Regions from separate parts of the Homo sapiens genome. Here region 1 is linked to region 2. A link is a loop called in an ENCODE intact Hi-C map of the cell type or tissue named here. Cell type or tissue: Calu3. All regions are shown on one strand.

The links. Peaks named below come from ENCODE experiments on the same cell type or tissue, not always from the same donor. Only the 100,000 strongest peaks of a DNase experiment are listed, where the experiment ranks them.
Region 1: it touches region 2 in a loop (5-fold over the local background); 2 of 110 quality-filtered maps call a loop at or near these places.

What each region holds. Positions count from the first base shown.
Region 1 is chr2:105,974,643-105,979,642 of GRCh38, reverse strand. No RefSeq gene overlaps it. Among named protein-coding and RNA genes, the nearest start is that of ECRG4, 89 kb to the left of the region's middle. In Calu3, no CTCF peak of the experiment used is centred here; a DNase peak (open chromatin) is centred at 2,292.
Region 2 is chr2:105,342,132-105,347,131 of GRCh38, reverse strand. C2orf49 (chromosome 2 open reading frame 49) reads right to left here. Exons shown (of 4, transcript NM_024093.3): 3 at 3,909-4,284; 4 at 1-1,817. The coding sequence ends at 1,761. Among named protein-coding and RNA genes, the nearest start is that of C2orf49, 7.1 kb to the right of the region's middle. In Calu3, no CTCF peak of the experiment used is centred here; a DNase peak (open chromatin) is centred at 1,960.

The DNA.
Region 1 (5,000 bases), 630 kb before region 2:
ATTGCAAGAAGACACGGGTAGTGAAAATAAAAGTGAGAACTCCCACTAATGAGCGAGGTTCTCAAAGGGGGGGAATAAGAGAGGAGACCACCCCTCATATTGTCTTATGCCCAATTTCTGCCTCCAAAGAAAGAAGAAGTAAAAAAACTAAAAGGCAGAAATGATATCCACAGGCAGACAGCCTGGTGCCACACCCTAGGCCTGCTTAAAGATTGACCCCTGACCTAACTGGTTCTGTTATCTATAGATTCCAGACATTGTATGGAAAATCATTGTGAAAATCCCTGTCCTGTTCTGTTCCATTCTAATTACCAGTGCATGCAGCCCCCAGTCATGTACCCCCTGCTTGCTCGATCGATCACAACCCTCTCACATGGACTCCCTTAGAGTTGTAAGCCCTTAAAAGGGACATGAATTGCTCACTCGGGGAGCTCGGTTTTTGAGATTTGAGTCTCGCCGATGCTCCTGGCCGAATAAAGCCCTTCCTTCTTTAACTCGGTGTCTGAGGGGTTTTGTCTGTGGCTCATCCTGCTACAGAGGCAGGAGAATCACTTGAACCCAGGAGGTGGAGGTTGCAATGAGCCAAGATTGTGCCAGTGCACTCTGGCCTGGGCAACAGAGTGAGAAACAGTCTCAAAAAAAAAAAAAAAAAAAAAAAAAAAAAAAAAGAAGTAACATACCATCACTTCTGTTGTCTTCTGCTCACACAGACTGACCCTGACACGTGGGAGGGGTCATCCTAGAGACTGGCAACCACAGCCCATGCTTTGGCCACCAGTGATTCATGTTCCTCTGCATGATAGACACACCAGCCCTACCTAGATCTTCCCCCTTGCTCCCCCAGCAAAATCTTATCCCCATTACAGAATCAGCTCAAAGTCTGAAATCTTACTCTCAAAATCAGATCCAAGTGTTGAAGAAGTTCCTCAGGTGTAGTTCCTCAGACATAATTCTCAATCTGAAAACCTGTGACATAAGAAGACAAGATATCTGTCTGTCCTGCACACACCTGACATTGGTGTAACAGGCAGGGAATAACTGTATAAACATTCTTGTTTTGAAAGAGGGAAAATGGGAGCAAAAGGGAGTCATTGTCCATAGCAGTCCCTCTGGGCAATGGTGGGAGTCCCTTTCTCAGGACTCAGTCCTACACTGCCCAGCAATAGCTTCATAGCTCTTAATTCCATTTTCTGGGCTCTTGGACCCACCTCTGAGTCATCTATTTTTTTTCATGACAGGTACTATGTATGGGTTTTTCAGCTTCTTCTGCTTAAGAGATCCGAAGTTCTCTCTTCTTTGTGAACTGTCTGTGTCAGTCCAAGCTAGAGGTGTTTCTGGTGATGTAAGTCTCTTAAAAACATTGTGGGTCTCATGTGAATCTCACTGGGGTTTACTCCATTAGACAAAAGTGACACCCCCAATTCTCTTCGATGTAAGTCCTTCTCCATTTTGGATTTCTGCTGAGGAACAGCTTCCTTAAGCATCGTAGAAGCTCTCTTGTGTAATGGAGAGGATCTGTGAAGCATACATTTAAAATTTTAGAGGGCCTTTTGTCTGGCTTAATGGTATTCAGAGGCACAATCTTTGATCATTCTGAGGTCTTAACAAAGGATTTTTCAGTCACACACTTGGCTTCATCTCTGAACTATGCTTTGCTGAGAGTTTCCTGTGTTTGATCTTTGCTCAGAAGCCATTTCTTAATTGTAGCATCAATTGCCATCTGAAGAGGCTGGGAATCTTCAAAAACAGCAAATTTTGACTCCTTTCTCTTCAGTGTATCTCTCTTCTCTCATATTTTACCATAAGCAATAAGAAGACACCAGGCAGTACCTTCAACTCTCTGCCTTGAACAACATCCTTGGCTAGATCACCCAGTTTATTAAATCATCTCCTAACTCCTGAATTACTGCATGCAGTGGTGTTGCTCAGTTTTCTACCACCACATAACAAGGACCCCATTTTCTCTCACATCCAATCAAATTTTCCTCACTTTCCTTTATGCCCCTATCAGTCACCTCCTCAAATTCAAATGCTACTGACAGCCTGTCCCAAGCAATTTAGGCTTTCGTGAATGCTTTCCGTAAGGCCTCCCAGCTAGTGCCCACTGCTTGGTTCTAAAGACACTCATGTTTTAGGTATGTGTTGTAGCAGTGCTCTACTTCCACATACCAAAATTATTATTAGTCATCTCTTGCTGAGTAACCTCAACACAGAGTATCTAGAGATAACGACTGTTTTTATTACAAGGTTTCTGAGTCAGGAATCTGGGAGTGGCTTTTGTGGGTGGTGCTGGCTCAGGGTCTCTGATAAGATTGCAATCAAGCTATAGCTGGAGCTGTAGCATCTGAGTGCTTGACCGGGGCTGGGGATCACATACTTGCTGGTAGGAAGCTTCAGTTCCTTGCCACGCAGGCCTCTCTATAGGGCTGAACATGACATGGAGGCTGATGTCCTCCAGAAAGCATATTCCAAGGGGCAGAGGAGAGTGAGGGCAAGACAGAAAGAAGTGACATGACTTGGTACAGCATGGGAGGTGACACACAAAGACACTATGGAAAGTGGAGATCCTTACAGGCCAGGTGGCAATCATGCTAATTGCTGACACCTGCTTTACTGCCAACCCCCCACAGCAGGCCCCCAGCAGGTCCTCGAGTCTGCTCAGAGCTTGTCTCAGATAGACCCACTACTAATATCAAGGGGCTGGACTGCTTCCTCCTGTGAATGTTGTACACATAATTTTAATGTAACAATTCACCTTTTAAATATAGCCGTAAGCTATTTTCTCCACTTTACTGCCAGAAGGCAATGCTCTCTGAGGACTTCACATGGCAAGGAGGCCTAGTGGATACCTAATTTTCTCCCATAGCAGCAGGACACTCCCAACTCTGCAGTCTGACTTGTGCATCTGAAGTTAATATGGGATCAACTTATTGTTGGAGAGAGCCATCCTGACAGTGGCACAACTGTGTGCACTTTTTTTTTTTTTTTTGAGACGGAGTCTCACTCTGTTGCCAGGCTGGAGTGCAGTGGCGGGATCTTGGCTCACTGCAATCTCCACCTCCTGGGTTCAAGCGATTCTTCCACCTCAGCCTCCTGAATAGCTGGGACTACAGGTGCGCACCACCATGCCCAGCTAATTTTTGTATTTTTCGTAGAGATGGGGTTTCAGTATGTTGGCCAGGATGGTTTCAATCTCTTGACCCCGTGATCTGCCTGCCTCGGCCTCCCAGAGTGCTGGGGGATTACAGGTGTTAGCCACCGTGCCCAGCCACTGTGTGCACCTTTTACTTTTGAGTACAAAAGTTCTGGCTAGTCCTGCATCAAAGTGTTGCATCGGAACATGCAACATAAGAGTCTCCCTGGCTGGGCGTGGTGGCTCATGTCTGTAGTCCCAGCACTTTGGGAGGCCGAGGTGGGCAGATCACCCGAGGTCAGGAGTTTGAGACCCGCCTGGACAACATGGTGAAACCCCGTCTCTACTAAAAATACAAAAAATTAGCCGAGTGTGGTGGCGCGCAACTGTAGTCTCAGTAACTGGAATGGCTGAGACACGAACATCACTTGAATTTGGGAGGAGGAAGTTGCAGTGAGCCCAGACTGCACCAGCCTGGGTGAAAGAGCGAGACTCCATCTAAAGCAAAAACAAAAACAAACAAACAAACAAACAAAACCATCTTCCCAAGGCACAGGTGCTGAAGAGACTGTTCTTCATTCAACTCTCCAGAGGGGAACATGAGGGTTCTTTCTGGGGCTTGCCCATGCAAGGAGATCTCATCCTGGATTCAACTGCCCCCTCCCTCTCCAGGTCAAACCCTTCAGGCAAGGAGCCAGGGGCTTCTCTGTGGATCTGGGCAGGCTGGAGGTCCCAGGCCTGTATGGGGAGACAGGCCTCTGTTAAGGCAGCCTGTGGGAGTGCACATTCTTTGGGGAAGCCCCATATGAATTGCAGGGAACAAGGGAGCTGGTGCAGCCCATGAAAATATTTGTTTTTAATTTTCTTGATTTTTTAGACCATAGAAGTATTACATGTTTGTTCACATTTTAAGTATTACATATATAAAGCATAAATTCTTACACAAGAGTATAATATTCTAGCATTTTGTTCATGTGTGTATGCATATATATGTTTATATAATTTTGAAATATTCATTTAGCAGATACTTATGTGTGCTGCACACTGGGGATATAATAACAAAACAATCAGACATTATAGAGCTTACATACTTATCTGGAGAGAAAAGCAATAAGCCTAATAAATGAAAAATTATGTAAGATATGAGAAGAAACTAAATGTTCTGGGGAAATTAAGCAGGGAGAAGGAGAAGGAAAGGCAGAGTGAGAGAGGATTAGTTTTGAATAGAATGATTATGAAAGGCAGCACTAAGACGGTAACATTTGAGCAAAGACCTGAAGGAGCAAACCATGTGAATACCCAGGGCAAAAATCATTCCAGGCAGCAGGACCCACAGGTACAAATGTCCTGGGGCAGACACATCTGGTGAGTTCAAGGACCAGTTACAAGGCTGGCATGCCTGGAGCAGAGAAGGCAGAGGGGAAGGAACAGGAAGAGAGAGTCAGAGAGGTGTTGGGTGGCAGGAAAGGGGAGGCATTTGAAGAGTCTTGTATTTTACTCTGAGAGAGATGAAACACCATTGAGGAATACAGAACAGAGAAACAACATGATCTGACTTCAGCTTCAAAAAGATCACTGTGCCTGCAGGTGACCACAGACTGTAGGAAGGTAAGGCAGAGGCAGAGACCAGTGAATTTAACCTTCTGGGCTCAGGTACAGAGGAGGTGGGAGGTCAGATTTAACCAGGGTTGGGATTTAGCTGAATGAGACAAATTGAGAAAGAGACAAAGGGACAGAGGCTAACACAAGAATGGGAAAATGATTGGCACTACGGCCCATCAGGGCTGGGGAAGAGGGAAGTGAGGCCGGGGAGAGGGAGAAAAGATGGTGGGACCATGGGTTAGAAGGGGTGTCTAAGTGGTAGAAG
Region 2 (5,000 bases):
GCAGAATGATTAAAAACTATTGGGTTAAAGTCTTAGTATGGTACTTACCTGCAAGGCTGAATTAATTTTTTGGAAGGCTATTCAATAGCTGAACTAAAATGCTTGTTTAACAAATCAAAAGAGGAATAAGACTACTTTAAAACATATTGAAAAAGGTAAATCCCAATTTGAAGATCAATCATATAACGAAAAAAGTATGAAGTATCCTTTGCTCTTGCTTAGAAACACATAGCAGAACAGTAGAAACTAGAACTCATGAATATAAGGTAAACCCTATTTTCCCACTGATTTCCATTATACAATTGGAGTGAAAATACCACTCAAACAAAAATAAACAAAAAATCTTAGCAGGTAATTCTGTGTAGAACAGCCATGTGGGAATTGTCTATATTACAGCTGCAGGGAATCTCATGTAAGCTAGGAGTCCATCTTCCTATGTTGCACTCTGCAGTGACTTCTGACTCCAGTAGCTCCTCTATTGCCTACTCCATATTACGCTAATTTTTGCCCCTGACTGCTATGCTTCCTGGACTCTTATAAATTCTAGAATTCTACCCCCACTCCTAACTCTCTAAACTTTCTTCCATCGAATACCACCTCTAACATGATTACTCTGCCTGAAGACTTTTTAAATCAACTTCATTTTGAAAAGATTAAGCTCCCACGAGCGAGTAATAGCTGAACTCACAGAGTGAGATCACAGACTGCTCATGAAAAGAGTACGTAGGACTGCTACATGACAAGAACATTCTAAAGGATGGGCCAGGTACAGAATCGACCAGTCAACTCATAATATATGTATCAATTGTTACAACTTCAAGGAAAGGAGCAATAGCAAGCACTGATTCCTTTTTGCTTTTTATGGGAAGAAGCAATGTAAGCAATTAAAGAACAGCATTTTTATCTGTATATTCTGAATAGTTTTCCAGCACTACTACAAAGATGCTTTTCTTGGTGAACATTTAAGGATGAATGTTGCAGTATTTACTAAAATACTGTGATAAATTGGTATATGCTTCTGCTTTGTAAAAGAAATAAAATGGCAGGCAAACTAGTAAAATATTTGAGTTTTTAAAAAAAATCTCAAAAATCTCAAATTTCCCCCAAAGACTCTGAACAAGGCTAATGAGAGTAACTCCGAAAATTCACTGAATGCTTTTTTTTTTTTGAGATGGAGTTTCGCTCTTGTTGCCCAGGCTGGAGTGCAATGGTGCGATCTTGGCTCCCCGCAACCTCCGCCTCTCAGGTTCAAGCGATTCTCCTGTCTCAGCCTCCTGAATAGCTGGGATTACAGGCATGCACCACTATGCCCAGCTAATTTTGTATTTTTTAGTAGAGACGGGGTTTCTCCATGTTGGTCAGGCTGGTCTCAAACTCCTGACCTCAGGTGATCTGCCCACCTCAGTCTCTCAAAGTGCTGGGATTATAGGCGTGAGCCACTGCGCCTGGCCAATTCAATGGATGCTTTATAGCACATTTGTAGCTAATAATTTCAGTAGGGTCAATATAAATGACATATACTAAGCCATTGGTTTAAAAAGATATTCTTTCCTAATCAGGGCAAGACAGGCAAGAATTTTAAAAAAGGAAGGGAGGGAGGGAAGAAGGGAAGGAAAATAAATCCTTTATTTTTTTAAACCTATTTGAAACCTCTTAAGAAAATTCCACAATAATCAGGATTTCTGTAAATATTGTCAATATATATGAACATATTTGAAAAACTACAGTTACAGTATATTTACATTTTTGGAAACTTTTCTTCAGGGCCAAGTAACATGTTGTATCTTCCTTTTTGCTTGTGGGGGCTTCAGGTTATTCTGAAAGACATGAACAGAAATCAGTTTATACTTGCAGAAATATCAGAAAACAACTAAAATGAACATTTCAAACAACCAAGGTTTACTATTAATGTATTAATGGAAGATCACTGCTGCCATCTGGTGGGAATATATTTAAAGAAACAGGGGTGAGTTCTCTAGCTCTGTGGTTCTCAAATGTGTGTAGTTTAGAATAACTTAGAGCACTTAAAAACATGCCCCAGGCCTGGTCTTATCACAGAACCAATTAAACCAGAATCCATAAAAGGTAGGGGGATAAGGCTCTGACTTCTTTTTGCTTTTTTTGGAAGCTCCTCAAGTGATGTTAACATACAATCAGAGTTGAAAACCACTGACTGCTCCAGATCTGCTTTCTCCCTGTCCAGCCTATCTCCTCCATCAACTTTACAATTTAACAATCCAAAGTCAATGCAAATAGGCTGGGCAGGTGGCTCACGTCTGTAATCCCAGCCGAGTCAGGTGGATCACTTGAGGTCAGGAGTTTGAGACCAGCCTGGCCAACAGGTTTGGTGAAACCCTGTCTCTACAAAAATAAAAAAAAAAAAAATTAGCTGGGTGTGGTGGCAGGCGCCTATAATCCTAGCTACTCGGGAGGCTGAGGCAGGAGGATTGCTTGAACCTGGGAGGCGGAGGTTGTAGTGAGCTGATATCTCACCACTGTACTCCAGCCTGGGAGACAGAGCAAGACTCTGTCTCAAAAAACAAACAACACAACAAAAACACAAAGTCAATGGGAAATGTTAATAAGAAGAAAAAGATTTATATGTGGGCCCTACATAAAAAAGAATCTTTTATCCTTAGTGTTTCACATATAGCTCTCTCACACTCTCTCTCTCTATATATATATATATCTCATATCTATAAAACAGTAAAATTTTGTAGGGTAGAGAAATGCTGTTTAAGAGCCTGGAAAAAAAAAATTCTCTGAGGCTTACTCCTTATGGCAATATTTGAGATGTGGCTTTATTGTTCTAACTCTTATCCCACACCTTCCTCCTCTCTCCCACAAAGGTAGCTGAAAGGAGTATGGACGAAGCATGGCCTCCAAAGTGTGTGCCCTGGGATCAAACAAACCTAAATTCAAATCGCAGCCTGGTGGCTTACTAATAACTCTGGAATTCTGGACAAACTTATTTAAATTTACTAAGTTTCTGTTTCCTTATCTGTGAAATAGGAATAACGAAGATGCCTACTTCATAGTTACTGAAAGGATTCAATGAACTAATAAAAGTAAAAAACTCATGACCAGTCAGGTGGTTTTCTTTTTCCAGTCTACTATTTTAGAATGTTTGAATTTTCTGAGTTTTGATCCCTTTGATACATGATTAGATGATAATAATAATAAAGGCAAAGTATTCTACAGAATAATGGCTATTAAACTACTAGGTATTTAAAAGTAAAAGCACTTTTCTGAAGCGCCTATATATATTTTATATTATATATATATAAATCATCTCACAAATTAAACTCTAATACATTGTGTTAACTGCACTAAATGTGCCAACAAGCATCCAAATGATTCAACATAGTGGAGCACAACATAATAGATTTCCCCAACTTCTGCTATCCCCACAAAGCTAGGTAAATTGAGCAGTAGGCGAGGCAAGTGGTAAATCTTAAAAAGATTCTGGTGTCTGGTGTGGTTTTAAGGTATGCACAAACAGACAGACTTAAGGTCAGGCCCCAAATGCTACTTAATAAATGTGTGACCCTGGACAAATTACTTAATGTTCTAAACCTTGCTAATAAAGGAATATTTATCTGTTTTAGTTCCAAGACAGTTAAAGGAACTAAATGAGAAAAATCTAGGAAAACTGCCTAACAGATCCTCTCTCTACGTATTTTAAGCAGAAATAACTTGAGTGAACTTTTAAAAACATTAATCACCATGGATTTTTAAATTCCAGGATTCAAGTACTGGAGTAATAAGTTGTATTATACAAATCAGACAGACCATCAAAAGGGTTCAAGAACAGAATGTAGCACAGTCGACCCACCTCCCGTCATGAGGCAGACTGCTCAAGTTTCATTCAGACCACTTACCAGCATGGAAACCACCCCCATACTTACCATGGCCTCTGCCTCTTCTTTAGGAGCAGCTCTCTTTAACTTCACTGGAGTAGTTCCAACAGGGGACAATGGTGGCGACTTCACAGGGCCTGAAGGACTTTTCCTATGCGTTAAGTCATGGTTCTGTTTAGCGTCATTATTATTGTGTTCCGTTTTATTGTTCACAGGCAAATTGGAAGACAAAATTAGGGGTGAAACACTCGAAGAGGAATTTGATAATTTTCTAAAGGCATTACTGGTAAAGCTTGCCTGCGGGGGAGGCTTCAGTCGATCATTATCTCCATTCTCTGTCTTTTTCACTTTTATGCTTGTACTTGTTGAACTTCCATCAAATACGATGAGGGGTCTTTTCCTTAACCCATCTACAGTGCTACTCCTGAAATCAAAGAGATGCACTCTTGAAAAATACCATCTGGAACGGCAAACCAGTTCACTGGGATTCAAGTTAAAATAAGCAGTAAACAAAAAGATTTTCTGATAAGACTAATCTGAGACTATTAAAAATGAAATTTTCTATGTTCATTCTAAATGAAAGAATTTCCTAGTGTTTTATTTCAAAGTTTAAAATATTTATGTACAAGAAATTCAAAGTTAGCTTTCATGTATACACAACATGCAGCTATTTTTAAAACATCAATTAACCATCTAGCCCTGGAACTTAAAATGAGATTTCCTAGTTAAAAAACAAACACCAGCTTATTGATAGGGTTATCTTAACCATGTAATCAGTTATTATTTTAAAAGGATGATAAACTATAAAACTATACCAAGACTACCACAGCAGCAATCTACAAATGGGGCACAGCATTCTACTCCATTCAGCAAAGGTCTCTAAAGCCAAGACATTTTCTAAACTAATCGTAACTGGACATTTGTACAAGTTCAATTGTAAAATCTGGCAAGTGTCTCATACTTACCTTCTGGAAATCTAATTTCCACTCTTAATAGTAAAGGTTAATAAGGAAAGCATTCATTTGTTTATTACTTATTATACCTCAGATAATATCTATATCACCTATCTCACAGATGAATTGAAAAAAAATTTATTTTTGAGACGGAGTTGCGCTCTTGTTGCCCAGGGTGGCGTGCGAT